5 separate regions of the Mus musculus genome follow, and regions 2, 3, 4 and 5 are each linked to region 1. The links are chromatin loops, found by intact Hi-C in ENCODE. Cell type or tissue: heart. All regions are shown on one strand. Each heading gives the region's core, and the rest is flanking DNA. Links, peaks and the distances in the headings are about the cores only.

Region 1 (5,926 bases), core at 1,246-5,245:
TCTGAGCCACCGCTTGCCTGGCTTGCATAAAGCTAATTCTTTTGCTCCATGATTTAATGGAAATTCAAAGCACTAGATAGGTCCCTCCCACCTCCAACTAAACTTTTTTCACTGGAACCAACATGGCAAAACAGTGAATGTTCCTGAAGAAGGCAGGAAGGACATAACAGCCACACTCATCTACTGCAGTCAGCTCAGAACGTGTTTTTTCAAGACAGCTACACTCCAAAGACCAACCAGGCTATCCTCGAACTCCGAGATCTGCCTGGCTCTGTGTCCTGGGACTAAAGGCACCTGGCCGGGTCTTACTTTCTAGTTCTCTCACAGACTACAAAATAACCCAAAGAGGAAAGAAAATCCTTAGAAAACCTCATCAAAACAGTCAGGTATACAGCCTTCAACTCCTCACCAAAGATCATTAGAGTCGTCAATCAATCACAGCCACTGAGTGAAAAAATCATTCATCTTATATTTCTTTCTTCAGCAAACACAATCTAAAACAAAATGATATATATTATTTGCAAAGGCAGGGCGAAGACCTGGGTTCTAATCACTGTATGTCATCTAAAATGCTACCTTACCTTGGTCCGTTCAAATACTCTCTCATTCACAAAGCTATAAAACGGTATCTTCTCTTCATCAGTACCAGTAATAGTCAACAGATATAAAGTGATTACAGGCCATAAAGTCTTTATTCTAAAGCATTCCTGAATTCTGCTTTTTTTTCCCTCGGGCTGTCTGAATCTGCACTTCTGCCTTGCCAAACTTTGTGCACTTCTTCTGAGACAGTGTCTCAGCATTAACCTTGGCTGGCCTAGAACTCTCTAAGATAACCCAGGCTGGCCTTGAACTCTCTAAGATAACCCAGGCTGGCCTTGAACTGACAGAGATCCAGGAGGCCTCCACCTCCTGAGCGTTGGGATTGAAGACAGCCACTACCACACCCGACTTGTCAAACTAACCCAGTTCCTCCTAAACCCGAGCCAGGACGGACAGGGAGTTCATAAGCACAGCAGCAATAGGGAATGCCTCTCTCTTCCTCTCCAGTTTTACCCTAGAAAGAGTCAAGGCCAGATCTGCCTTTCATGTAATCCTCAAAACAGCTCCCAGGGAGCTGCAGCTCCTGACTCCAAGTTGAAAATAAACGCGCTGGTTTTTCTTTTCTGGAGGGAAGGGAAGGAAGGAACAGTCTCCAATAATACACCAAAAATGTATCATATGGTTTGAAGACATACACAGGGGCGGGTACGACTGTGGGAAGCCACTTTTCCTCCTCTGAGGAACCAGAACAGACAAAAAAAATTAATACTAGTAAAAAAAGGTTATCGTCTTCACACCAAAAAGCAAAATTAAAACATCTTCCTTTCAAGAACACGTATGAAATACACTTTTTGGGTAAAGTTATTGAATTTTTCTTTTTCCCAAAATGAAGATTTTTTGGCCCATTCTTTAAAACAAACAGAAGCAGAATCCAGCTGGGAACCACTTGGTACTGACCCCACACACTGCCACATTAAGTATCTTTTCAAACACTTTCTTTTACAAAGGTTGGGGCTAGTGAAGAGGCTTCAGGGTGGAGCCAGGTAAATCACTATAGCAGCCAGAATGAAGAAAACGTGAAGAAATGTGCCACGAGGTCCTTCTGGCCACAGGTAAGAAACTGTCACCCAGTTGACCCTGATGTCTTGTCTCTGAAGTCAAACCAAGGCAAGAGTTGCAGGAGGCCTGGGGTGACTTTCAACTAGCGGCCAGCACCATCAAGTTTTAGAACGCAGGCAAGGTGAGACTCAGGAATACTTTGAGAGCACTTTTCCAGTGACACTTCTCAATTCCAACTTTATTATCCCTTAAAAATGACTCAAGTTCTAGTGGCCACTGAAGTGGTAACTTTGAATTCCTATTTTTCCAGAGTTCAAAACCGGGGCCAAGAAAACCATTTTCCTTACGTGGTATGGAAAGAAAAAAGAAGAAGAAAAGAGGGATAGGAACTATTTTCAGAAGTGGCAGAAGCAGTAAGAGGCAAGCAAGGTCCATGCGGCTCAACCCTGAAGCCAGAGAGAAGGCGCCTGCTGCATCTATAAACTGATAACCTTGGATATTCTGAGGTGTTTTGTTTTTTTTTTGTTGTTGTTGATTTTTGTTTGTTTTTTTTTAAGCAAAACTCTTCCGTTCACTTCCTTGGGAAAGCAAAACTTTGACTGGTCTTGCTATCTTAATCGCAATCATTATGTCTGTATTTATTATATACGCTCACAAACTTTACAAGTTTGAACAGACAAGTGATTGTTTTTCAAAGTGCAGAAAACCATCCTCAATAGCAAAAAAAAAGTTCGTGCATCCATATAAACTTGAAATTCAACTCCGTCCCCTCACCGCCCCCTTCCCCTCCGAAGAAAAAGTCACTGGCAGGCTAAGAAGATACAAAGTGTGCACCAAGAAGCCCGCTAGCACACAGTTCCTCTGGATGCCAACCGGTCTCAAAGTGAAAGTCCAGCAGCGGAGTCCTGGCACCCGAGGGATGAACCTGGGCTCTGCACACCAGGGCGCTCGCGGAGGTGTGGGTTCCGCCTCCCGAGTTTGCAACCTCGCACTTTCCGCACCAGAACTACAGGCTCCGATGCGAGGTTACATCTTCCTGCACCCCGCCCTGCGGCCCGCCCGGACTGTGACCAGCCGGGGCGCGCTCCCGCCCTGCGCTCGGGTCTCCCGCTTGAGGGGTCTGGGGAGGGACTTTTGCTAACTGAGGACGGACCCCAGAGTGCCGCTATCCCTGTCCCAGGCCCACATAGGGCCCAGGCACCAAAGCGGGGCCTCCAAGGACACTAGTTCAGACTCCTGCCCGGGATGGGCGCTCGGCCTGCGCGTCGGACTTGGGGAGCGCAAAGCTCCTGCACCCCACCTCGGCCCCAGGCCGCAGACCCCAAAGCCCCTCCACGTGCATACACCCGAGATCCCCGCCGCCCGAGTCGGCGAAGATCCCGGAGAAGCGGGCCCGGCTGGTTGGGGGGAGGGGGGGCGTGTTGACACCGCCAAGTTGCCCGCTTCCGCCCTGGCCGCAGCCCGACCGGGCCACCCCAACCTACCTGCATGCCCGGCAGGCCCGACTGCACCGGGGAGTGGGCCATGGCGCTCGGCGCCGCCACTTCCTGGCCCGGGACGCGCGGAGCCGCGCGGCGAGCAGGCCCGGGGCCGCGCGCAGCCCTCGGGTGGCGGGGCGGGCTCTGGAGCCCGAGGCCACCGCACCCCGGGGACGGTCTCAACGAAGGTTGGCGGGCCGCGGCCCCATACACTGAGCCTGGGGCGGGCAGTGGGGGGCGCGGGGGACGTCTCGAGACTGCGGCTGCTTCTCCAGGGATCCCGTCGCTGCGCCGCCGCGGTGCTCAGGTCGAGCCGGGCGGCCTGGGCCCGCGAGCGCTGGCCGCCTGGAGCCGAGTGGGCGCGCACAGTCCGCCGCGCCCCGCCCCGGCCCGGCCCCCGCGCCCGCCCCCGCGGCCCGGCCGGGGACCCCGCCCCGCGCTTCCGGGAGGGGGAGGGGGAGGGGAGGAGCCGCCGGGCGCCCTAGGCCGCAGTCGCGCCTCCCTGCGGGCGCGCAGGCGGGGTCCCCGGGGCCCGGCGGGCAGGCGGGCGCTCTCGGGTGCTGTGCGCCGGGGTCCTTCGGAACCGCGGGGTGGGCCTCGCGCGCGGAAGAGAGCTGAGTTTGGGGGAGCGAAGAGCACCGCCCACTCCTACCCTTCCCTCTCCACCCGCCCTGGCCCTCCAGAGGCCAGAGTCTGCACTCGGGGTGTCCCCAGAGGGGCCTAGCCTGGGGCCTATTCCAAAAGCCCCGGCCGGAGCGTCCTCACTGTACGAAGTTTCCAGCCAGATCAAGGAAGAAACCCCAAGGGTAGAGAGGGCGGTTTGTGTGCACTGCCTTGGGTACTGAACTCAGCCTCGCCTGGGCCGCCGGCTGTGGAAACTTAGCTGGACAGAGGAAGGGCTGGGCCCCGCCATCTCTGCGCTGCGCACAAGAAGGGAAAAGTGGGGTGCGGAGGGGTGCTGGAGGAAGGGAAGACAATAGAAGGAAACCGCGTCCCGACTCTTACCCAGCCCTCCCCTCGCTTCACTGCTCCTAAGGCCGTAGGCCCTCTCTGGGCACCAGCTCTGCCCTCCTCCTAAGCTGCCGCTTCTGCAGCAAACAAGGAAGGATGGAGTGAATCCATGCGGTTCCAGGAAGTACTTTATTTACAAGTGGCAAATAGGAAGTGGTCTAAGAGTCAGAATCGCTGTGTCTCTCGCCATAGGGACCCTGAGGCCTCATTCAGGAGTGCCCGCTTTGCCCCACAGCTGTGCAAGGTTAACCATACAAAATGAGTCCCCAAGAGTTCAGAAATAGAGGACGCATAAATCCTCGACTAAGGTAGAGAAGAGATTATTCTCTGAGGTGTCCTTGTATTCCAAGAACACAGGCTCCCTCTGGGTCCTGCATCAGAAGTTAAAGTAAGCCGAATACCCTTTGGAAACCTAGCCTAGGAGACCTCCAGGATGCTAAGATGTATTAGAAGGCTTGCATGATTACTCCTGGTCACCTGACTGAGATGCGTTGCCACTTCTAAAGAGTAAACTGAAAACATTAAAAGTATGAACCCATATAACCAAGAGTTTATGTGTTCCCTAAGCAGAAGAAACCTAAAAAGAAAAGAAAAAAAAATGGAGTACTTAATGAATACAAGGGAAAATGATCAAGACCATGAATCTTGAAAAGGCATATATTATTCAACCTCAAATTCTACCTAGAATAACATGAAAGAATGACCAGAAATACAGGAGTCTCTACCAAGAGGCAGCGACTTTCAGCCTTGGAAATGTCTGATTACATAAAGAGTACTTTCTTACTACTACTACTTCACCAGGTGTGGTGGCACAAGCCTTTAACCCCAGCATTTGGGAGGCAGAAGCGGGCAGATCTCTGTGAGTTCAAGGCCAGCCTGGTCTATATAGTTCCAGGACAACCAGGGTTATACAGGGAGACACTTTCTAAAGAACATGACCCCCCCCCCAAAAAAAAAAAAGAAGAAAAGATATTTTAGTAGGTCATGTTTAGTAATTGTGATAATGTCCCTCAGAGGCTCATGTATCTGAACACTTGCTCCCCAGTGGGTGAGTGCTATTTGGGGAGGTATAAGCAACCCAGCCTTGCTGGAGGAAGAATTCCTGGTGGGAGTGATGGTGAGCTTTGATGTTTCAAAGCCTTGCCCAGTGCTCTTCTCTATGCTTGGTGCTTATGGTTCAAGACCTGAGCAATCAACTTCCTATGCTGCTGTCATGCCTGCCAAGCTCCCCTGCCACCACTGACTCTAGACCCTCTGGAGCAATTCACCCAAATAGATACTTTGTTATAAAAGCTGCCTTTGTCCTGGTGCTTTGTCACAGCAGCTAGGGAGATGTAACTAATGCAGTAATGTAGAAAGATAGTTTTATTACATAGTGTCAGGAAAATATAGGATACAAAACAATAATATGTAATCTGAAGTCCTAACACTAGGAGGTAGAAACAGGAAAATCAGGAGTTCAAGGCCAGTTTCTCCTACATACTGAGATACAGACCAATCTGGGCTAGGTGAGACCAAAAATAATAAATAGGTAAATAAAAAATAAAAAGGGTAGACTGATCACAAGCTACTGGAATTATACATCTATGCACAGAAAAAAAAGTCCAGCTATACACCAGGATTTAGCAGTGATTATTATTCCTGGACTTAAAAATGGTTTCTTCAGTCTCTGCTAACCTCCACCTATGAAGACACCATGCTAAAATGTGTGCTTAGGATCAGCACAGTCAAACCAATAGCATGACTGAGGACGAAGAGAAAGGGGACAATCAGAAGTGTTGGAGAACTGTTCTTTGACCAATAAACTACAGAAAACTTGTAACTGGCTTTGTTGAGCT
Region 2 (5,926 bases), core at 565-4,564, 72 kb after region 1:
GCCTCAAATTAGATATATAGATGGGGATGACCTTACCCCTGCTCTTCCTGCCAGGATAAGAGCCTCCGAGGCTGGTCAGGGAGACCAGGAAGGGACGGGGTAAGAGTATCTGAGGCTGGCCAGGGAGTGCCAACACTGAACTAAGAGTTCTGTGGCGAGCGGGGAAACAGAAGGCAGGAGACTAAACGAAACATTCATTACAATCTCTGATAGTCAAAGAACATGTGTTCTCAATTTGCAAGTCTCCATGAACATCCCGCACAACAGATAAAAATGATACACCAGACAGATCACAGTGAACTCTCAAATTACAGGTTGAGTGTCCCTAACCCAAATCCTCAAATCTATAATGCTTAATTATCTGAAAGTTCTTGACTGCTGGTATAAGGCTGCAAGTGGGAAATCCTACACCTGACCTTATGGGGCAGATGGTAGTCAAAATACACAATATAAAAATTATTGTCTAAAATGACTTCCAGGGACTGCACATGACTATTTACGAAGCTGGGCGTGGTGGTGCACACCTTTAATCCCAGCACTCAGGAGGCAGAGGCAGGCGGATTTTCTGAGTTCTAGGCCAGCCTGGTTAACAAAGTGAGTTCCAGGACAGCCAGGGCTATACAGAGAAACCCTGTCTCAAAAAACCAAAAACCAAAAACCAAAAAAAAAAAAAAAAAAAAAAAAACCACCCCAAAAAACAAATAAACAACAAACAAACAAAAACCCAAAAATTTAAAATTACTTTCAGATTGTGTGCATAAGTTGTATAGGAAACATAAAGGAATTCCCACCCCAAGAAATCTCATTTTATATACACAAATATTCCAAATTGATTCTTTTAAAAAGTCCTCAAATTAAAAACACACTCTTTCTGTCTGTCTTCTCTCTCTCTCTCTCTCCCTCTCTCTCCCCTTCTCCCTTCCTCCTTTCCTTTTTTTGAGACAGGATTTCTCTGTGTACCCTTGGCTGTCCTCAAACTCACTCTACAGAGTCCAGGCTGGCCTCAAACTCAGAGATCCACCTCCTGTGCCTCCTAAGTTCTGGGATGTACCATCTCCTGACCCTGTTTCTAATTAAAATAAAACATTATTATTAGAATCTCAAGCGTGTTGAATAAACATCCTGTAATATATCCAAGGGACAAGCTTATCTAGGGAAAAGGGTTCCCATATACAATGATTTATCTTCACTGCTAACATATCTCTGGGTGTGTCCAGGAGGGTGTTTCCAGAAATGTTTAACTGAGGGGGGGAAAGAACCAAGCCGAGTATTCAGGGTGCCATCCCTTGGGCATGAGTCCCACACTGATCAAACGTGAAAGAGCTGCCTCTCACTGCTTCCTGAATGTGGATACAGTGTGAGCAGCTACCTCAGGTGTTGCTGTTGTGCCTTCCCTGTCATGGTGGACAAACGAACCTTTCCTCCCATACCACATGTCTTCTTTGTCATGTATTCTGTTGTAATGGTGAGTAACTAAAATACCATATAAAATATTAAATACTGAGCCTGGCATGGGATTTTAATAGCATCATCAAAAGTAGAAAGACAAGGAAGAACACTCCCTAAATACCCAAGAGAGAACCTCCTTCAACGGGATTTCTGTACCCAGCCAAGTGCCAATCAAATGGAAGAGGAATCTAACATGTTTTTAGACTTGAAAGATCCAAGGGGGAAAAAAGGCAAAAACAGGATTTAAACTTAAAAAAAAAAAAAAAAAAAAAAAAAAAAATCAAGGAAACTCCAAGATCATTTCTACAGGACTCCTCCAGAACTCTTTATAAAAGGCTCCCAGATTGGCATCTTGTAGAAGATTCTGGAAAAACCAACATATTGAAAACAGAACTCTCTTGGTAGAACATGTATAATATTTATAATCATAGTGGACCCTCGCTGTTCTCTAACCTCTTGTTAAGCTTGCTTCTGTTAGCACTTATCAGCAACCACCACTGTTTCAGATTTGCTAATCTGTCGGGCAACCTCAACGCATGGAAAACAGCAATGTGCCATGGGCTGAATGAAAAACGAGTGCGTCAGACATTAGTGAAATGATGCAGAACCCACCACGCGGGAGACGCCTTCTAGTCGACAGTCTCCTTCCTCAGTATCCCCCAATTCAGTAAAGCCCATTACTATCGGGCGCCTCTGGGTGCCGTCCTGAGGAACAGCAAACCTACTGGAATCCCCGACCTAACAGACCACCTCCGCCCTTCTCAAGATGGAAACATTTAGGATGATCAATTCCGGTATCTAACAAGGCTTCTTATGTTTAAGCATGAACAATTCCGGAGGAGACAGGGCCAATGTTTACCTAAAACTTTTGTTATTTTGTAACCCACAAGTGTACTCTTCTGCCACCTTGTGGCAAAGATGGGGCACTCCCAGATAAACACTTGAGGGTTGCTTCACTGGGCCATGGTTGGTCAAACCCCAAGGGGTTGGGCGGGGTGCTCATCAAATGCCTTTAAAGCTATCAAAGCAGGCAAGGGTGGTGCATCCGCTTGGCACTAAACTACAGTTAGTATAAAGTAAATGTTTGCTAAGTATTTGTTGGCAAAGAAGTAAAACAGTATTTGTTGGCAAAGAAGTAAAACAATAACCTGCTTGTATAGAGTACCTACTATGTGCAAGACCAATGCACTTTCTATGTCTGGTTTCATTTCATTAAAGCAACCAGCTCCCTTCCGTCCTGGGAACCCCTCGGTCCTGGATACACGAGCATGAAACATATCACCAAGGGCAATACGTCCAGGTAACCCATATTTCTGGACAGAAAACTGAGCCTCAGAACTGTATGCAGTCACTTGCTCTCTGTATTATGCACTTTCCTCATGGCCTGGCCTGAGAAGACACGACTTTAGAAAGTAAGGGCTCACAGTTCAGGTGTGCAGTTGGCCGTGGTGGAGAAGAGACAACTCATAAGAGGCAAGAGGACCTCAAGTTGAAACCATGGCTTCTACAGCATAAACTGACCACTCTTCTATGCTGCTCCTGGAAGAAGAATGCAGAGTCTCATAGACATGACTCCTTCTAGCTGAAGGTTTAGTAAGTTCTTCTGTTCCCAGGACCTAAAGGTACAAAGGGAACTGGAGGTGTCCTCTAGTGCTTTCTGAAGTAACTTGTTAAGCAAATACCTGAATAATTAAGGTGGAGAGAGAAGAAAAGGAGAGAGGAGGAGGGGTGAGAGGGAGGAGAAGAAAGGGAAGAGGAGAGGAGATAGAACACCTTCCTGTAGGAGCAAACATTGCTCCCACACATTGCTTAACTGCCATGTGCCTTGGTCTCCTCAGGGGCAGTCAGGAGATGCTGGCCCACTTCCTTTGAGTGCTAGATGAAACAAAGCACTCAGAGCCTTAGTATGGGCCACTCTGAAAGTCCTAATGCCACCTTCCTGGACTGAGCAGCTCTTCTGTAGGTCATGAGGGGATCTTGAGTCAATGCTTGATCTCTTTCTGCTGCTTCTTTAGCCGGAGGGACCCCACCTCGGCACTGGCCAGAGTGTGGGACTTTTCAAGGAGAAGCCTATGTCTTTGCCATGACCCATAAACCCGTGACTGAACACACAGTCGCTTCTGCCCCCACCCCAACCCCTGCCCTTGCTCTCGACTGTGTGCGATGGTCTCCTGCAACTTCTCAAAGGCCCTAAACATGTCCTCTTGGCATTCCAACAGATGTCCCCTGTGTCCTGCTGCTCTGCCTCCAGCTATGATGGTGATTGCTTCCGTTGTTAAAAGGCCTTTCCTTGGGGAGAAGCAACCACCCACCACCTTCTTCCACTTCCCAATGACAAACCAAGAAGTGGTGGCACCGAGGTTCATGCTGAGGAACCAAAGAGTTTGTTGGGGTTTCTTACAGAGCAATGGATACAGGTGACTTTAAAAGAGCCACATGGGGAGATTGGCACCTGGCATGCCAGATGCCTCGCCCATCACTGTGTGGATGGAGTTCCCTCCTTGAGTCCTTCCCCATCTATGCCTTCCAGCCTTTCCCTAAGACCTGGAGGCCACGTGCAAACAGAATGGCATATAACTGGTTGGGAGGAGTGGCTGGATACTCAGGTGCAGGTCTCATGACCCTCACCATGCCCTCCTTCCAGGAAGGACCATCAATAGTCAACAAGCTATTGATCTTTGGTGCACAGGCCCAGATGAACTGAAGATGGCAGCACTTTGGCTCAGAGGATGGTCCTTACAATGGCTTTCCTCATCTCTTGAGGGAGGCTAACATGCTTTCTGCTGTCCTTTCCTGAGTTGTCCTTCCACGTGGGCAGCTGGTCTCACTCTCTATGTGGCTGAGGATAACGTGAAGCCTTGACCTCCTGTCTCCACCCCATGTGCTGGGATCACAGGCAAGTACCATCATGCCAGGGTTTTCTGTGAAGGGTGATCCAACTTGTCAGGTCACAATACCTCTAATTGCTGCTTTCTCTCTCCCCACACAAACCATCCACACCCACAGCAGCCTTTCCATCTCCACAACGTTGATAAGCTTCTGCTGTGGCCTTGAACATTCCCTCCCACTTACAGCTGCAAACCCAGTCCTCCCCACCCCCTGCCCCAGGCTCAGTCCCAAGACAAGATTGAATTACAACTTTACTTTCAGGGTCTCTGGGCCTAGTGACTCCTGCACACAGGCTAGGTCACATGGTATGGAGTTTTAACCACCACTCCTTCTGGAAACATAAAACAAGGAATTCCCCTTGCCCTTTGGAACTGCAGGATATGTCCCTTCAGGTCTGCGGTATTGACCTGGATGGCTAACTATCCTGACAAGATCCTCTGAAGATAATTAATCTCAGCTTCCTTTCTACCAACCAGTAGCATTCTGCTATTTATACAGAATTCATGTGTTTGTACTGGCATTGACAGGCACACACTCTACCAACTGAGCCACATCTTTAGGTGTGTGCCTTGTTTTAAATCCTTGGCACCTTCTGCAATATCTTGCCCATGGCTTCCTTGTTGACTGGACTATTGTCTACACTACCACAATGGTTTGGATCTTAGATGTACGCTGAGTGTCTAGGCTCAGTTGGCTCAGGATAGGTGACCTATACACAATGGTTGAACCAACAGAACCAAGAATTGTAGAGGAATTTTAGTTTAGAATGTGGCTGCTCTGATAAGAGATCACATACAAAGACCTGCTAGGTCTATGTGATTTGGCTGGAATACAGACATGCCTTTAATCCCAGAAGACAGAGGCAAGCAGATCTCTAAGTTCAAGACCAGCCTGTCCAGAGCAAGTTTCAGGTAAAGAAAAACTTAGGTCCAGGTCTTAGTCACATGCCTTTAATCCCAGCACTCAGAGGAGACAAAGGCATGCATATGTCTGAGTTCTAGTCAGCTACGTTCAGTCAGTTCATGGAACTCAGAGGCAGTTTTCCTGGGAGACTTTTACAGAGACTGGTTGTAGAGAGAGAACAAGCTAGACACAGGTGAAGACAGAAGGAGTCAGAGAGTGAGAAGGAGCCAGAAGCTTAGAACAGATTGCCAGAGTTAGGATGAGGCCAAGCAGAGCAATTCAGTCAGAAACTGAGAGGAGCCAGATTGAATCAGTCAGCTTGGAGAAGAGTTGGAGCCAGGACAGCTGAGTTGAACCAGCCAGCCAGAGTTCAGGAAGGACTAGAAAGAGTGAGTTTATTCAGAGGCTGAGAACATCTAGGCCTAGATTAGCTTGTACAGAGGCTAGAAGCTTCCAGGACTAACTAGGCTTCGGTTAGCAGACAGAAGTAGTAAGCCCCTGAGATAACAATCACATCAGGGGACTAAAAAATACTTTTACAAAGAATGAGCTCAACTGGCCACCTCACAACTGCTCTGAGGGGTCCCATGCTCTGTTTCACATGCGATGGCAATGTCTGCAGGTGCACAGAGCTGACAAGGGATGGTGGGTCAGATTTGCAGTGTTTACCTACAGAGGGTAACTG
Region 3 (5,926 bases), core at 1,252-5,251, 67 kb after region 1:
GTGGATTCCTGAGTTCTAGGCCAACCTGGTCTATGCTGTGAGCTCCAGGATATCTAGGACTATGTAGAGAGACCCTGTTTGGAAAACAACGAAACCATTATGACAGCTCAATGCCCATGGAATCCAGAAGAGGGTGTCAGAGGCCATGGAGCAGGAGAGAGGCTGCTGTGAGCCACCCACTTGGGTGCCTGGGTGCTAGGAACCGAACTCTGGTCCTCTGCAGGAACACTGTGATCTCAACTACTGGGCCATCTCTTCAGCCTGTGGTGCCCCTCTTTTTTTTTTATTTTTTTTTATTTTTTATTATTATTAAGAGTTTCCCTAGTTGTTCTTTTGCTTTGTTTTGTTTTGTTTTTCGAGACAGGGTTTCTCTGTATAGCCCTGGCTGTCCTGGAACTCACTTTGTAGACCAGGCTGGCCTCGAACTCAGGAATCTGCCTGCCACTGCCTCCCGAGTGCTGGGATTAAAAGCATGCAACACCACGCCCGGCTTCCCTAGTATTTTTATCTGTTCATTTGTTCATGTAAATTTAGAATTTCTAAAACAAAGTCCTTCAGCAAATCAGGAAAGCCTTGCAGGATATGTCCCTGCCCTGTGTTAACTTTACACATGGATGTACTGAGTCCATCCACCTTGACCAAGGCTTCCTTTTAAACTTATTCTTTAATTTCATAATCTACGTCCTTCCCGAGTTACACTTGAGTGTAAAAAGCGCACCCTCCTAAATGCACACCTTAGATTTTCTTTAAAATAAGTGGCGAGAAAACCCCTTTGAGACTAGGGCGCAGAGCAGAGTGTGCGCATGTGCTCTATCGGTAATCCACACGCTCTATGGGAAGAATGAGTTACTGACCATGGGGCAGGCAGCATGTGTTCAGTGCTGGGAGCCATCGGTGTCATAATCACCTCTTTTGTGTAATCAGGAGCCTTCACTTCACCTGGTCTTCAAAAATCCCAATTCCAAGCACCCTAATTTATGGGAAACCCGAGATAATTCTCATATCGCAGAAATACGATTCACTGGACACCTTCTGAATGTGGATTCATTAATTTGACTAATGTGGTTATTATCAACTATAAATAAAGTCTTCACCCTCAAACTTATCTTTTAATTGAAAAATCTTTTCATGTTTCTCACTGAGGTCATTACCTAATTATTAACTTTTTTTTCTTTTTAACAACAGAATGAGATCCAAAGCCCCGATTACTCAGAGAGGGATCAGAATGAATGGTTTTGTTCTAGATCAGAACTATTATGATAATTCCATGTCCTCTGTCCTTGAAAGTGTTCGCTTCGGAGATTACCCCTGGGGGAGGTGGCTGCAGTCCCTGGCTGTACTGCAATTCAGTATTTGTTTCATTGTAAGCTATTTTTTTCTAATTTTCAGTTTCTCATTTTAATATTAAACATCTTGCAGTTTAAGCCATAATGTAACAAAACATTTCAATGATTTTATGACAATCTGCTAGCCCTTATTTTTAATATTTTGTACGTATTTGTGCATGTGTGTGCGTGCTGTGTGTGTCTCTGTGTATGTCTCTGTGTGTGAGTATATTATGTGCCTGTCTCTTTGTGTATATATATGTGTGTGTTAATGTATGTGTGTGCATGTGTGTCTGTGTTTGTGTAAGTATATATATTATGTGTCACTGTGTATGAATATATTATGTGTTTCTCTATGTGTCTATGTGTGTATATATATGTGTGAGTGCATGTGTATATGCGTGTGTGTGTGTGTGTGAGAGAGAGAGAGAGAGAGAGAGAGAGAGAGACAGACAGACAGACAGACAGACAGAGAGACAGAGAACTGTTTCTCTTAGTTCTCTCCACCATAATGGGTACTGGGGGTGAGATTCAGGTTATCAAGTTCAATGGCAAGCACCTTCACCTACTGAGCCATCTCACTAGAGTGTTTCTACTTACTCATCTGTTCCTTCCTCTTTCCCTCCCTCCATCCCTCCTTCCTTTCCTCTCTTCCTCCTTCCCTTCCTTCTTCCCTTCCTCCCTCCTTCCCTCCCTCCCTTCCTTCCTTCCTCCCTTCCTCCCTCCCTCCCTCCCTCCCTCCCTCCCTTCCTTCCTTCCTTCCTTCCTTCCTTCTTTCCTTGTCTTTCTCTGTAGTTTAGGCTAGCCTGGGACTCCCAGCAACCCTCTCACCTCAGCCTCCCAAATGCTGGGATTGCAGGTGTGTGCCTCCATCCACAGGTTCATTTGTTTTCAAAGTGTACATCCACATCACAGAAGGAGAGCTGCAGTTAAAGAGGAGCCACTTGGCAGGGCAACTAGAGACAAGAGCAAGGGCCCTGCCTGGTCCCCATGGGCCTCACAGAGAGAGAAGCCATGGTTTTCAATCTCTATCCAGCTCTTCTCTCAGTTCAACCATCGAAAGAAAACAGCTTCTACTGTGGTTCCTTAAGATTATTCTAAGCAGCTGGGCTGGGCTGGGCATGAATTTCGATCCCAGCGTTCAGGAAGCAGAAGCAGGTGGGTCTCTGTGAGTTTGAGACCAGTCTGGTCTACAGAGGAAGTTCCAGGACAGCCAGGGATACACATTTTGAGACCCTGTCTCAAAACAACAGGAAGATTGTTCTGAGGGGAGAGTATTATGGTTAACTGTATTCTATGAGTCTTTATACTCACAGCCCTCAACCCTCATCAAAGAAGTCTCCCTTTGCAGCAGACGGAGGTCATTACAGAAAGCCACAACTGGTCAGAAAGCAATTGTGGGGCATCCAGCCCCGATGGACATGGACATCACTCCTGTACTGTTGTAACCCCTGAATTACAGATACTAGAGAGACTTCAGGGTTGTATAGACAGTTTGCCTTCCTGTTCCCCGCCAGAGGCTCCCATCCTCCCTCCAGCCCTCAGCAAGCACAATATGCAGACAGCTGGTTTCTGTGCTGTGCTGTGCCCTTCTGGAGCAGCCCTGGGGCTCCCCTCCGCCCCGCCCCCTAGCGTTAGAATGGCGTTCAACACTCCTGCTGAGAAGCAGCAAAACTCCAGGTGCCTGTCCTTGAGACCTTAGAGAAAAAACAAACGCAAGGGAAACCATGGAAAAAGTAAAAGGTAAACAGAGGTCAGGTCACAGACAGTTACGACTGGCCATAAAATTAGTCCTTGAACAGACACCCATTTAGCCCCCCCTCCCGCTTCAGTATTATTCCACCCTCTACTCCCCCTTTCTGTGAATATTCACACTGTTCCTATACTGTATATAAACCCAATGATTTCTGGACTCAGGGTCGCTTGTCAGCGTTCACCCAGTGAGTGCTAGGTGGGTAAACCGAGTTTGAACTTGAAATTATAAAAGACTCTTTTGCACGTTGCAGTGGACTTCGCAATTCTTGGGTTAGTCTGGGTTTCCCATGGATTCAGGGCACAACATCTGGGATGTCCAAACGGGATTCCCCAGGACCTAAGGCCAGGGAACATAGAGGAAGAGGGGCACAAAGACTGTAGGAGTCAGAGTCTGAGAGATGACCAGGAAGAGATGGTCAGGAAGCGTCGCGATGTCACAACAATATGGTTGAACAAGACATGAATAAACACAACACTAATAATCATGCCAACGTGGAGAGGGAATCTCCAGGGGCCCCAACCTACAAAGAACTGCAGGTGACTACTGAGAGACAGACAGCCTTCCCCAGGGATAGGTTCCCTAATTGGCTACCCAATATTAAGTGGCCAGCCCTGACATCACCTCCGTACAAGCAACAGTAAACAGACACAGCAGGTTGTATTTACATATTTAAGTACATATATGCAATAATAATCAATGAAAAAGAGGCCATGGGTTTTAAAGGAAGTAAAGGGGGCTGTAGTAACTTGAATAATAATGGGGTCTCTGCCGGGCGTGGTGTCGCACACCTTTAATCCCAGCACTCGGAGGCAGAGGCAGGCGGATTTCTGAGTTTGAGGTCAGCCTGGTGTACAGAGTGAGTGCCAGGACAGCCAGGGCTACACAGAGAAACCCTGTCTCAAAAAAAAAAAAAAAAAAAAAAAGGCTCCCTATGCTCATAGATTTGAATGCCTGGTCTTTAGGGAGAGACAATTTGTAACAGGGCTTAGGTGGTGTGGCCTGTTAGAAAAAGTGTATCACTGCGGGTGGGCTTTGAGGTTGTAAATGCTCAAGCCAGGCCCAGTGTCTCTCTTTCTTGCTATCTGCTGATCTGGATGTAGCTCCTTCTCCAGCACCATGTCTGCCTGCACAGTGCCATGCTTCCTGCCATGGCGACGATGACGATGATGGACTGAGCCTCTGAACTGTAAAACAGCCCCAATTAAATGTTCTTTATAAGATTTGCTGCGGCCATCGCATCTCTTGACAGCCATAGAACACGGACTGAGAGAGGGGCACAGGAGGGGTTGGAGGGAGAGGACCGGCGAGGGAAAGGAAAGATGTTTTTACTGTATTCTAATTAAAATAAAACATTATTTCAAGGGGAAAAAAAGAGAATTGTTTTAACCCAGAAACCAAGAGCTAGCTAACTTCAGCTGCTTAGCAGGATAAGAAACCTAAAGAACAGGGTTATCTGGAAGGAAGCGGTCCCAGGACAGTGTGTGATCTGAGGTGCTGGAGAGATAGCGCAGGCTACCGTGCATTCCATGGGGGAGATCAGTGGTTCTCCGTCCTCCTCAGCACTGCCCTCACCACGGTTGCTCTCCTTAGTTCTACAGCCTCTGGCAGTCTGGAGAACCGGTAGCTGCTATCCTGGGATAAAATGTGTCAGTACACAGTAGCTCTCTGGCTAGGACCTGTGCCCCTCGTGCTGATTGGCTAGGAACTGTACCCCTCCCGCTGATTGGCTGGGACCTGTACCCCTCCCACTGATTGGCTAGGATCTGTACCCCTCCCGCTGATTGGCTCTTTCAGGCCCCTTCTCTTTCTGGAGCATCCTGAGTTTCCCAGGTTGCAGTTTAGCAGGTTGCAGCAATGCCATATAACCTGTGGTACTGGTGGCTCTGTACTTCCTGTGGCCTCTCTATGTCTACCCTCCCGGCTCCAGCTGTCTGGCTTCTGTCCCAGGAGGCGAGCTTGCCTGAACTGACCAAGGAGCCCCTTGTTCTCTGGTTTCCTGCTGACTTCAGCTAACAGGAGACAGGGGAGACCTTAGAGGTGGATACCTTTCCAGATGCCTTGAGTTAGCCAGTTGCCTTCACTAAAGACATCACCTGACCTCTGTCAGTGACCACTCCAAATCCCATGCATTAGTCAGGGTTCTATGGAGAAACAACTGATAGAATGAATGAAAAATATGGAATGTATTAGAGTGGCTTACGAGCTGTGGTCTGTCTGTTCCAACAATGGCTGTCTCTCATCAGAAAGTCTAAGAATCCAATAGTTGTTTGGATGATGAGGCTGTCTGTCTCAGCTGGTCTTCAGTATACACCAGAATCCTAGGGATGTAGGCTCTAATACCAGTGAAGGGATGGATTTACCAGTGACAGAGAGGGCAAGCAGGTGGGGAGTAAGCACTTGCTTCCCCCGTGTTCTTCATGTAGGCTGCTACTAGAAAGTGTGGCCCACATTCAAGGTGGGTTTTCCTGCCTCACGTGATCCAATCAAGAAAAGAATCCCTCACAGGTGCACCCAGCAGCTTGGGTTCATGTTAATCTCAGATGAGTCAGGATGACAGCCAGCACACTGGACCCACACCACCAAGGGGAGAGCCTTCCTAAGGCACACTTGCTCCGGCAGCTCCAGTGGTGTCCTTCTGGTTCTGCAATGCAATGCTATTCTGTCACCTCCTTAACGAAGGCACCTAGAGATGGTGACTGGGCTCTTGGCCTCAGCTCCCAAACACAAGCAGGCAAAGAACAGTCTCAGACATTTGAGGAAATGTTCTGTCTGGATAAATACTAGGAACAAGCACATCAGAGAAGATTTTTAAAAGCGGCTTGGGGAAACAATGTATACTGGAAGA
Region 4 (5,926 bases), core at 785-4,784, 100 kb before region 1:
ACAAGCCATCTCTGTCCCCAGTTCCCGGTCAGAGATGGAAAAATGGATGGAGGACATCCAGATGGCCATTGACCTGGCAGAGAAAAGCAATGGACCCACCCCCGAGCTCCTTGCCAGCAGCCCCCCTGACAACAGTAAGTGGAGTAGGCGTGTCCAAGGCCAGGGCTACAAGGACTGTCCCCTGAGGGAGAGGCAGGGAGGCCTCCTATGTAGGGATCAGTGTTAAAGGATGAGAGAATGAGAGGGACCACGGTGTCATCTCTTCCAAGCCAACATTGCCCTGTGTTAGCTGATATTCACAGAGAGGGGAAGCAGGCCAGAGGCCCAGTATCTACAGACAGGAAGGATTCTCAGCCAGAGAAGAGGATTCTGGGAAGGTGCTCTACCCTGGAGGTCTCATTAGAATCCTACTCATTGGGCACCCTTGGGGGACCACACTGGGAGTCCCTACCCCACAGCCTTGCCAGCACTGCAGGCTGGTCGTAGGGAAGAGAAACACCAGTGCTGCCCTTGATAACCTTCTGCAGAGTCCCCGGATGAAGCCACAGCGGCTGACCAGGAGTCAGAGGATGACCTGAGTGCCTCTCGGACATCGCTGGAGCGCCAGGCCCCTCACCGTGGCAACACGATGGTGCACGTGTGCTGGCATCGCAGCACCAGTGTCTCCATGGTGGACTTCAGCATTGCTGTGGAGGTAGGAAACGGGGCCTGAGTTAGCTTTCACCTCCAGCCTTTCGCCACTGTGCCCCACCACTGAGAGGGCATTATGTGATCAGCGGGCGCAGAACAGCCAGCCTAAGGGTATAAGGAGCTGGAGCCATCCTACAGCTGGGACAGGGTGGTACCCTCCTTTGTAAATGCAGTGCAGATTCCCTGCCGCCTGAGAGCCTCCTCACTTCCTTTGCTTTCCACATTGTCTTTTTCCATGGAGTTAGCCAAGGGCAAGATTCTGCCCTTGTACAGCAGTGCAGCCCATACTCAACCAATAGCTGCACACACCATGGCAGTTGTGGAATCAGGTACCCAGGGGGTAGCCCGGTCTGAAGGGAGATGAGATGTTTCTAGCAGGGCATAGTTACAGTTCACAGGATATATCCCAAGAAGGGACCCCAGGGCAGGAGTCTCCAGATGGGCTCAGTAGCCCATGCCTGGAAAGTTGCTTTGAAGGTGAGCCTTCCACTGAATTACCGCACACAGCTTCTAGACCTTTCTAAATCCCACTTCAAAGTAGCCTGGCAAACATAGGAACAGCAAAGCTGTCTCCTGTCGCGTTGCCAACAGCACCTGCTGGTGTGAGTCTCCCCAGTCCCCTCTAGTTGTATGGCAGCTTGTGCTTCTTACATCTTCAGTGCCTCCAACTCTGGCCCCATGGGGAGAGGGACTTCTGTGAAAAAGACTCCTTTCATTCTTTAAAATGCACAAAGTTCTAATTCTTGACTTGCCCGGGCCACATAATATCACGTGAAAGACTGAGCCAAGGACAGTAGTAATTTGCTGGTTCTTTGACCCGAAGAGATTGGAGATAGACACACAGGTTCTTTAAGATACATCCCAAGAGTCTTGGAATTGTGTTGTGCAAGTGGCCTTCACAGTTATAGTTTCCTACCACAGCTGTGTCCTGAAGAGATTTTCAAGGGGCCCCAGCCAAGACCCTAGCACTCCCCAACACTCCCTTTCCTGTGAGTGTCTAGCCTTAGTATCCTGTGATCACATTTCTAAGCCCTGCCCAGTGAGAGGCTGCCTGCTTGCTGCCCTTGCTCCATGCCATCCTTCATCTGGGCCTGTGTGTGAGGGCACCCCAGGTGAGGCAGGTCACAGTAGAGAGGGGGACCTGTGCTTGAAAGCAGCGGAGGACCATCCTGGGAGGACCATCCTGGGAGAAGCAGTACTCCCAGACGCAGCGGCTCCACTCTGTGTGGCTGCTGGCCCTGTGATGCTGCCTGGAAGAAGTTCTCTTGGCCTCACTTCCTAGATGCTTCACTTTTAAGACTCTGCCACCCACATGAACCCCATGGGCTCAGCTTTAAGAGGGCAGAGCGCAGTGACAAGAGACCAGCCAGACACTACAAGCTTTGCTGGGGTTCGTGACACAATGACAGACCAGTGATGTCGTTTAGGGAGAGTTCTGAAAGGAGGGCCAGGCAGAAGGGGTCTGACTCATGGACAACAAGGCTTGCCACTACCCAGAATCTCCTGTCCCCCCTGCAGGCAGGTAGCGGCAGCCGGGTGGGTGGGTGGGTGGTTGAAGCGCTTTGGGTAGAATCCCTTCTCGGCTCACTTTGCCATCTCCCATCACTCTGAGCAGCTGAAGGATGGAACTTGTAGACATGTCCTCCCTCTAGGGCCTTCCTGACATCAGCACTTACAAAATGTAGTAAAGCAGACTTAGAAGTATCTTAAAGCTTTTCTCTCAGCAGAGAGTGGGGTTATATGCATGTGGTAGCCAAGGGGGTGTTGAGTCCCCCCAGAGCCTGAGATACCTAGGCCATTATGATCCCCCAGTGTGGGTGCTGGGAACCCACTTCAGGCTTTCTGCAAGAGCAGAAGGTGCTGCGGGCTGTCCCGTCGGCCTGGGATGCTGAACTGTGAGGTAATAGATACACAATTTGCCAACCTAACAGTTTCCAGTGAACTGCTGGGTGGCATCAAGGAGCCTTCACTACTGTACACCTCCTGCCTCCTTTCCGTGACCTCCAGTCATGTCACTTGGCAGCGGGGTGGAAGGTCAGCTTGTCAAGAGGGTGGACGGAGCTCTCTTCACAATCTGAAGCTGTCAGGTGTGAGGTCTGTGCTGTGTCCCTGCCTTCACTCCACACGGCAAGGATTCATGTTTACAGGAACTGCAGGAACGCAACAAGCATGCCCTGAAGCAGTGGCTGGCAGAGTGGCTTCTGGACCTCTCCACTAGGTGGCAGCATAGAGCCACTCTGGAGGTCTATGCTGATAGACCTAGATCTTCCAGGGAAAAGACCAGAATCCCAGCCTGCCCCCTTCCTTGTAGGGACACTCTGTGTCCTTTCCAGCTCATTGGCTAGCCATCCCTGGTCATGGACGCCCCACGCTAACCTCTGCTTCTGTGTTGGTGCCCTGAATCACTTCCTTAGAACCATACTCACATAGGACCGAGGGCCTTTCCCAGCCCCAGTATGACTGACCACCTTGCTCCTTAATGTTGTCACATTCAAGGGTGATAGTAGTAAGGACTCACACCTGTGTCGGGGCAGGAATTAACTTGTGACAGGAATTCATTCAACTGATGATCTCTCCATGTAAAATGAACAATGTCTGTTGTGGGAAACCCATGCTCACTGCTAGGGACTCCAGACCCACTCACAGAGGCTACCAGTCTCTTGAGATACAGTGAATGCCATGGACCAGTTGTTACCAACTCCCTGGCGTGCCTTTGAACTGTGTTTCTGACCACCTCCTATCTCTCCTACCCCCCCCCCCCACTTGTCTTTCAGAACCAGCTCTCTGGGAACTTGCTGAGAAAGTTCAAGAACAGCAATGGCTGGCAGAAGCTGTGGGTGGTATTCACCAACTTCTGCCTGTTCTTCTACAAATCACACCAGGTAAGTGCCCCTGACACAGGGCAGCTGGCCCTAACCTGAAGTACAGAGCTTGCAACACCTGACAGGTGAAGAATCCAGTGCAGGGGGTGAGGGTGGGGGAATGTAGGGTTCCAGTGGACCAGCCATGTCCACTGGAGAGCTTCCGCTCTAAATGAACACACGACACCCAGTTATTCAAGGATGGCACAAGAGGAGAGGGTGACTCCACGCTGTCCTGTAGGGAGGAGGCGAAAACTCTGCCAACTGAAAAAATAAAAGGCAGGAAAGACATGTCAGCCCAAGTCTTGGGAGTCCCCTCCTGGTGGTGTTGAATTTTAAGAGTAGACGCAGATGCTCTGGGACAAATGGGCAAATGGAAGCTGGAGAACAATGTATAACATCTAAAAGGAAAATACCAGGGTGGGCAAGCTATCCATCCCACAGCTTCCTGGGAGAAAGGAAAAGACAGAGTGGCATGGAAGTCAGCCACACACCTGGGAGGGGAAAGAGCTTTATAAAATGAGAAGGGAGCCTAAAGCACACTTATGCTCGGCCATCACAGTGAAGTCATGAGAAAAAGAATAGTTTGTCCCTTCTGAGTCCAGACTCAGGAAGGCAGAACTTGGTGTGTCCAGGCACTGCACTATGTAGGGGGCAGAGACTGAGGAAGAAACTCATACATGCCCTATCTTAAGGTAAACACACCAGGGGTCTCAGGGGCGGCCTTCTATCCAGATGCCTGACTCGTTCTAATGGACTTGCCCTTAAAGGAGGAGACCACGGCACACTGGCCAAGATTGGCTTCTTCTCGACCAAACTAGTCCAGAGCAGGAGACCTTGACTAGAACAGCAACCCTACCCAACACCACTGACCACTTCCTCTGTACCCTGTTGCAGGACAGTCACCCCCTTGCCAGCCTGCCTCTGCTGGGCTACTCCCTCACCATCCCCTCTGAGTCTGAGAACATCCACAAGGACTATGTGTTCAAGCTGCATTTCAAGTCCCACGTGTACTACTTCAGGGCTGAAAGCGAATACACATTTGAAAGGTAGGTGCCACCGCCCATGTCTGCACAGCCCACCTGCAGGACCATGGTCCCTGTCCTGACATCAGGGCTCGCCTCTCCTGAGTAGTCTGTGTGCATTCTATAGGTCTGCTTCATACTCCCAGCCCCGCAGCGTGGTGTCGTAGAGATGTTAGCTCTTACCATGTAAGGTTAGCTAGCACGTGCCAACGTGCTTGGTCCTCTGCCAGGAAGCTGCAGCAGGGGGAGGTGGGGCACAAGTGGCCATAATGGACCCAAAGGCTGATGCTAGCTAACAACCACACGAAGAAGCAAGCAAGCTGAGTGTCGAAGTGGTTCAGAGTCAGGAAGGAAATAGGCTGCCAGGTTTTCGGCAGTGTTAACTCTTACTTAAAACTGTCCATGAAATTTACATTCCAAGGGGAAAACAGGGCTTTGGGGAAATGTGTCCCATAGTATAAGACAACAACCAAGGTCACTGGACTGTAGTAACAATCAGAGGCCTCAACATGCCAGCCTCCCCTCACCCAGCAGGAACAAGTTCTCTTCTGGCCTTGCTGTTTGTCAGGATGTAGGCTTGTTCCCTCACTGGCATTTCAAGGTCAACAGGCCAACTAGAAACAATCCCTAGCAAATGTCCATGAAACCAGCCAGCAAACCCTAAGCCAAACTGCTTGCAAATGAGCCCAAAAAGTGGCAAGTCTCAGCCCAGATCAGCAGTTCTTAACCTGTGGGTCTTGACCCCTGCACAGGGGGTTGTCAGAAAATTCAGATATTTACAGTATGATTCATAACTACTAAATTAGTTATGAAGTAACAACAGAAATAGGAAAGTTGATAACCAGTGGTCAGGATCCTTAGAGATCTAGAAAAGATCTTTCCAAGGCTTGCAGCCTTGCCACGCCGAATCCCACGAGTAGGCGGTCTTCTTTACCCACACTCAAGACATGTTGGACCAGGTAACTTGGGACAGATTATTCTTGAACGTGTCCCTGAACCCTGGGAGCTGGTACTAGTAACACCCTCAACTGTGACAACTAGCAGTGTGCAGACTCAGCGTGTTCTAGATCCAGTGCTGCCCTGGTTTCTTGCAAATGTACAAGATGGGCCCATCAAGTGGGACGGGATGGTTGTGTAAATGCAACCCTTATAATGCCTTTGGAACTGCTGCCATACGTGAACCGAGCTGATGGTTCCCAAACATTGCTCCTCCAAAATGATTACAGGGACCCTCTGCTTAAGTAACAGGGCATCTTTGACAAGCTCTTGTCTTTCTTCCACTTGTCTTTAGAACTGACAATTGGCACTAATGGGAATGCAAAGTCACGCAGTGCTTATGTTCCTTTGCCC
Region 5 (5,926 bases), core at 1,127-5,126, 62 kb before region 1:
TTTCTCTTGTATGTATGTATTAGGGAGATCAGCCACAAAACAGAATGTTCTCATTTCTCTTTGTTTTGGTAGTGCTTGCCTTAAGATGTGAATTCAGCACGGGCACAAAGCAGACTTGATATCACAAGCAAATGTGCTTGGGACTATTCCTAAGAATGGGAACATGGTGACTGAGAATGGGGTCCCACACTGATCCTGTGACCAGGGGTGCAGAGAAAGAGAGTTCAGGCACTGAGAACATTTGCTCTGCAATCTTTAGGATCAGACTGAGCCAAGCAGCTGTGTAACAAGCTAGACACAATGTAGCCTTAGACTTCAGTTCAGACAAAAACGGAGACAGAAGAATAGCTGATTCCGGAGGGACCCAGCTTCTAACAGCTGAAGAGCTGTGAAGGAAGACATATATCCCCCCCACCCCACCCCCCACCCTGCACCTCTAGCTGCCCTACACTGGCAGAGATGCATGGACCCAGAAACCCCTGTGTATGGGAGTTTGTAAATCTGAAATCCATCCCAGATCAGGATAATGAGCAAGGGCAGATTCCTCACAGTGAATAATGCAAGGGCTTTATAGTCGGAGTCATCGGATAAGGGATCCACTTTATACTTGCACTGTACCCTGAAAGACTCTCAGCTCATTAATATCAAAATTGTAAGATCAAGGCATGTGACCTAGGATCTGGGCTCAACTTGGGGCTGCAGGTTTTAAGACATGGATTTTGTGAAGAAATAAAAGGAATGAAAGATGTCCTTTTGCTTGGATGATGACCATGGATGGACATGAGTCCTGTAGCCTGGCTTGAAGACGACCTCTGCCCTTCCTTAGATGTCACCACCACCCACTACTTGGCAAGTTCACACCTCCCTTTCTTCCTGTGTGCTCTAAATGCCACAGCATCCACCCTGGCAAGGTGCCAATGGAGATGAGGTGAGACAGACCCTGGCATGTGAGTAGTGCCTGCAAATTTCTATTTCTGCATTAGCTCAAGTGTCCCTCTACCCCTGGGCTCATGGGAGGGAAGGCTGTAGACCCTGGCAGAGACCCAGCTCCCCTCCTCCTGCTCCTTCTGCAGTGTACTCAAAGGCTTCCTCTTGCTCGATTTCCAGAGCTTCACCTGAACCAGCGGTTCTGAACTGGTGGGTCTCACTCAACCCTGGGGGTGGTGGGTCGTCACATATCAGATATTTGCATAACAGTAGTAAAATTAGTTATGAAAAAGCAACGAAATGATTTTATGGTTGGGGGTCCCCTCAACATGAGGAGCTGTATTAAAGGGTCGCGGCATCGGGAAAGCTGGTCGTCACACAGCCTGGCATAAGTGTGGCATAAACACGGCGGGTGTCGCAGAGCACTGTGAGATGGGGTTGCAGACTTGGCTTTGTGGAGCTTCTGGTAAACAAAAGGGTGAATGAACACCTACACAGCGCACACATCAGAGGAAACTCAGGAAGGTCTGAGAGCTGAGACACCGTCACCTGCTGGACAGAAGTAGCATCTGTGTGGCCAGGGAGGGCTGTGACCTGTCACCCTGGTGAGAGAAGCACACTGTTGTGTTCAGGCGCTGGAACAGACATTTACACGGTCACCAGCTGATGGGAGTTTGTTTTTGTCCAAACTCTGCCAACTAACCTATAGTTGCTGATGTGGCATAGTGGGTGAAGAAGAGTCAGGAGTGACTCAAAAGCTCCAGTGGCTGAGCTGATGCCCTCAGAAACACCAGAGCCTGGGGGGGGGGGGGGGGGACCATGCATGCTCACCAGTACATGTGTCCCAAGAAGCCAGAAGTGGATGTCAGGTTCTCTGGAGCAAGGAGTTATGGATAGTTGAGTGCTAGCAATCAAACTAAGATTGTCCGGAACACTTAAAGCCATCTCCCTGTCTCTTGGGTTTAGAGTTGGGATTTTTGTCTGTTTGATTTTGGGTTTTTGAAACAAAGTCTCACATTACCTAGGAAGGTCTCAAACTGGCTATGTAGCTGGGGATAACCTTGAACTCCTGACCCTCCTGACCTCTGACTACTGGAATTACAGGCTAGCTCTGCCTCACTCAGCACTGCCCGGGTTTTATTACAGCACTGAAAACCTACTGTGGTGCCTCTGAGAGGTCTTAAGAAGCTGCTCCTGGCAATCCACTCTGCGTTTCCCCAGCAGATGTCCTTAACCCACAAGCCTGAGCCTGGTGCCGCACTGCAGGGGCTCCGGAACCACAGCCCATTTACCTCCCTAGAACTAAGCCTTCTCTTTCATTAACAAGCAGTCCGTTGCATAATATGATTAAGATTCTGACCTCCTACCACATACCATGTTTCAGGAACATGGCAGCTTTAGAATAGAAAGCTTCACTGTTCTATGCAGCCACAACAATGTTCAGACCCCAGGCTGAGGTTTAAATATGCAAGACATGTATGTGTTGGGACATAAAGAACTACAGAGTCCACTGATACTTACTTTAAATTATAGGTAACATTGGGCCGAAAACAGCTGCATTTTTGTAAAATATTTAGCCTAATTGGGATTTTATTTCTACCCAACTTTGTAGATAAAAAACCCAAGAGAGGACTGCCACGTGTCTCCAGGGACCTTCTTCAATTACACTAGGACAGTGTGTTCAGGGGAGAAAGTAGAATGCTGGACCCAGCCTCAGAAACAGCACAAAGCAGAACTTTTATATCTCCTGGGCACTGAGCCTGCCCCATAACTGACTGTGAAATAAGCATCCTCTTGTGCTTTCAAAGCCAAGATTTCTTTGCTGGTGTTTAGTCCACCGGAGCTAAGCGAGGAGCTCTGCTTCGCTCCTGGTCACTGTGATGGTACCGTGGACTCAACCAGCCATTCTCATTTTCTCCAGGACAAGGGCAACTGCTAAAGTTTGAAATTTACTCCTGCAGAAGACAAACATGTGACTCTCACCCTGGCCGGCCGGCGCTGCAGCTGTGCCTGGCAGTCGTGAATATAATAGCTGGTGACATCCAAATGATAAAGAACGCCATGGAGAGGGGCTGTCCTGACTGCAGCACATGAGAGGGCGGGGTCCCCTGGACTCCCACACAGCACCAATTTGAAGTAATACACAGAGGCACCAGCTCTGGAAGAATGGCGAGCAGGAGCTGAGCAAACTCATTGCCTCCTCTCCAGGACACATAGCCAAGAGCAACAGAGAACTGCTCAGGGGCTCACCACAGGCATGGGAGGAGGCTTTGGTTCACTGTCAGAAGGTCAACTCCAAGGGTATCCACACAACCATAGAGAGCAAGGAGGCCCCCGCACAAGAAGGAAGGTGCCCAGTATGGCTGGCCACTGGTCTCCACGTAACCGTGACAACCCAGGGCCTATTAGACTAAAACCATCCATTGCCTGAAGACCAGTCTGTGTGTGCTCACACAGATGGCCAGCCTTAGCTATTCTCAAGAACACTGTGCCAAGCCAGTCAGTCAGGATGCACACCTTTAATCCCAGCACTCAGAAAGCAGAGACAGGCAGATCTCTGTGAATTCCAGCCTAGCCTAGTTTACAAAGTGAGTTCCAGAACAGCCAGGACTGTTAGAAAAACCCAGAGAAGAGAAGAGGGGAGAGGGGGGAGAGGGGGGAGAGGGGGAGAGGGGGAGAGGGGGGAGAGGGGGAGAGGGGGGAGAGGGGGAGAGAAGAGAAGAGAAGAGAAGAGAAGAGAAGAGAAGAGAAGAGAAGAGAAGAGAAGAGAAGAGAAGAGAAGACCTAAAACAGAAATCCAACTTACCCTCATCTGTGAACATCCCCACTGGAGAGCCCTACATCTGCCCAAGTTCATAAAAACCTGCCTATGCGACCTCCTCTCGGAGTATTTGCAGGATTTAAATGAAATATTAAACTCAAAGCCAGAGTTTACCAGACTCTTGAAGCCAGTAGGATAACAAAATATATAAACAATCAGCACAGAAGCAGGACAGGCATTTGGAAGTAACCCTAACCCTAAAATAGTGTTCAAAATAAAATAACCAGCCAAATGTCTAAGAAAACATCCCAGGCCGTTCAGAGTTTCAAAGCAGTTGATGGATCCTACCATTTCCTGGTCCCCGTCACTCTCCCCGGTGTAACACATCTACAGCAAGCCTTGGTGAGCCTGGCATATCTAGAAGCACACAACAAACACAAATCTCAACCCTAGCACACTGCCCAGAGAGGCAGGCAGGCTCTTCCCACCACCGTTCCTCCTGCAAGCCCATGTGGTACATTCGTTTTCCACAGCAGCCCTGTCTTTGCAGCCATACCACCTCCCAGCTCCCTTCTTCAGGGCCCAGCTCCAAAGCTACCCACTTCCTTCTCGCTGGCCACTCCTAATCTGAAAGCCACGGTCCAGTCTCTGCCTTGATATATATACCCAACTTCCTCACTGTGCACACCACAGCCTGACCTACTGCCAGCTTTAGAGTTCAGTTTATGATATCCCTCTGTATCACCTGAGAGCCATGAACAGAATCCATGACGCACGTTTCCTTCCCCACTAACACAATATAGAGAAACCCCCCTGTCTGTTCCCTTATCTGCCTTCCATACCACAAAGGAGAAAAGGCTCTGGACCCCTTCCAGAGTGATATGGATCAGATATGACAGGGGAAGACCCCCTGGAGATCTTGAAATTTTCCAGAAAGTCAAACAAGACAGGTAAATTTATCTGCTGATTCTTCAACATGGGAACAGCCCAGTAACTGGCTTAGACATAAAAGTGTCTCTAGCTAAAACTTCAGCTAAAATGAGACAATAAATCTTGTTGGTTATGGGATCCTTAAAATTCCTCATGCCCTCCTTCATATAGTACAAATGAAGATTTATCACAATTGGTTATTAGTAAAAATAACCAATAAAAAGTTGTCTTTTACCTGTTCAAACAAGGAGCTTAATTTCATCCTTAACTGATCTGTGCACCCTGCACAATCCATACGATTCAATTCTTTTGTTTGTTTTGTTTTGTTTTTTCGAGACAGGGTTTCTCTGTATAGCCCTGGCTGCATACAATTATCTTAAAGGTGCTAAAATTTTATTGTGAGAATGTACAGCTTTAACAAGACTCATCCTCTGAGATGCTGCACTGACCTGCTCTTCTAGCCCCTGCTTCCTGACGCTGTCCACTGACTTGCCTCCAGAACTGCTTCAGGAACTGCTACTGATTCCAAATGATCTCGCCTCATCCAACCTTTCAGATGGATCCAGTGAGAACTTCAACCAAGCCCTTAGCCTTCTAAGCATACAGAGACTGGATAACAGATGTTAAAGCTAGCTTCCTTAAGTCTAACCAATTTTCTAATTTCCCCACCGCTTTAAAGAATTTCTCATCGCCCCTATTCAGCAGGAAGAAGCCATGGAGAGTTGTTGGCCCCACTCCTTGGATTTGGGTGTCTGTTTTTGGTTATTTTACAAATTATAGATAGGTTGTCATTTTAAGGGATAATTTTGGAAATGGTCATAACTTTGAACAGGAAGGAAATAGATGAGATGGTTTGCTAAATTTATTCTTGAACAAAGCATTGTGCAGCCATCATCTTACATTGGTAGAAGTCTTTGTAATTGATGTAAAATTGAAGTTATAATTTTTTATATTGGTACAGAATTTATATATTGGTATAGAATTAAGGTTTTCATTGGTATAAATCTGTATACTGATACAAAATTTGAGATTAATATTGTTACTTTTAGATAGGCATTGTGTCTATGAAACTCATTTAAGAATACAACACTTTAGCCAGGCAGTGGTGGTACACGCCTTTAATCCCAGCACTTGGGAGGCAGAGATAATGGATTTCTGAGGCCAGCCTGGTCTATAGCATGAGCTCCAGGTCAGCCAGGGCTACACAGAGAAACCCTGTCTCAAAAAACAAAACAAAAAGAACACAAGGCTTTGACCCAATTCTTTTAATAGCTCCTACTACAAACTGTTTAAGATGATTAAGTTAAA

The links. Hi-C counts contacts between places; a loop is a spot of excess contacts. Peaks named below come from ENCODE experiments on the same cell type or tissue, not always from the same donor. Only the 100,000 strongest peaks of a DNase experiment are listed, where the experiment ranks them.
Region 2: a loop joins it to region 1, with 3 times the contacts of the local background. A loop is called at or near these places in 12 of 42 quality-filtered maps.
Region 3: it touches region 1 in a loop (2.6-fold over the local background); 15 of 42 quality-filtered maps call a loop at or near these places.
Region 4: it touches region 1 in a loop (5-fold over the local background); 13 of 42 quality-filtered maps call a loop at or near these places.
Region 5: a loop joins it to region 1, with 2.2 times the contacts of the local background. A loop is called at or near these places in 10 of 42 quality-filtered maps.

The regions. Positions count from the first base shown.
Region 1 is chr14:121,375,815-121,381,740 of GRCm38, forward strand. It overlaps Stk24 (serine/threonine kinase 24), which reads right to left and starts at 3,416. Exons shown (of 11, transcript NM_145465.2): 1 at 3,084-3,416. The coding sequence starts at 3,125. In heart, for the core only: a CTCF peak has its summit at 3,743; DNase peaks (open chromatin) are centred at 2,647, 3,707 and 3,837; H3K4me3 peaks cover 3,104 bases; H3K27ac peaks cover 2,352 bases.
Region 2 is chr14:121,448,937-121,454,862 of GRCm38, forward strand. All of the region lies in intron 2 of Gm33299 (a long non-coding RNA gene), which reads right to left. Among named protein-coding and RNA genes, the nearest start is that of Gm33299, 5.0 kb to the right of the region's middle. In heart, for the core only: no CTCF peak of the experiment used is centred there; a DNase peak (open chromatin) is centred at 2,375; H3K4me3 peaks cover 509 bases; H3K27ac peaks cover 262 bases.
Region 3 is chr14:121,442,468-121,448,393 of GRCm38, forward strand. Gm33299 (a long non-coding RNA gene) reads right to left here. Exons shown (of 3, transcript XR_383790.2): 3 at 2,190-2,248. Among named protein-coding and RNA genes, the nearest start is that of Gm33299, 11 kb to the right of the region's middle. In heart, for the core only: CTCF peaks have their summits at 2,946 and 3,156; a DNase peak (open chromatin) is centred at 2,954; H3K4me3 peaks cover 800 bases; H3K27ac peaks cover 1,128 bases.
Region 4 is chr14:121,276,372-121,282,297 of GRCm38, forward strand. It overlaps Farp1 (FERM, RhoGEF (Arhgef) and pleckstrin domain protein 1 (chondrocyte-derived)), which reads left to right. Exons shown (of 27, transcript NM_134082.3): 23 at 22-134; 24 at 528-694; 25 at 3,465-3,572; 26 at 4,449-4,600. Among named protein-coding and RNA genes, the nearest start is that of B930095G15Rik, 31 kb to the left of the region's middle. In heart, for the core only: a CTCF peak has its summit at 2,908 (motif pointing right); DNase peaks (open chromatin) are centred at 2,635 and 2,990.
Region 5 is chr14:121,314,188-121,320,113 of GRCm38, forward strand. The region is part of intron 2 of Stk24 (serine/threonine kinase 24); the gene reads right to left. Among named protein-coding and RNA genes, the nearest start is that of Stk24, 62 kb to the right of the region's middle. In heart, for the core only: no CTCF peak of the experiment used is centred there; DNase peaks (open chromatin) are centred at 2,668 and 2,952; H3K27ac peaks cover 2,375 bases.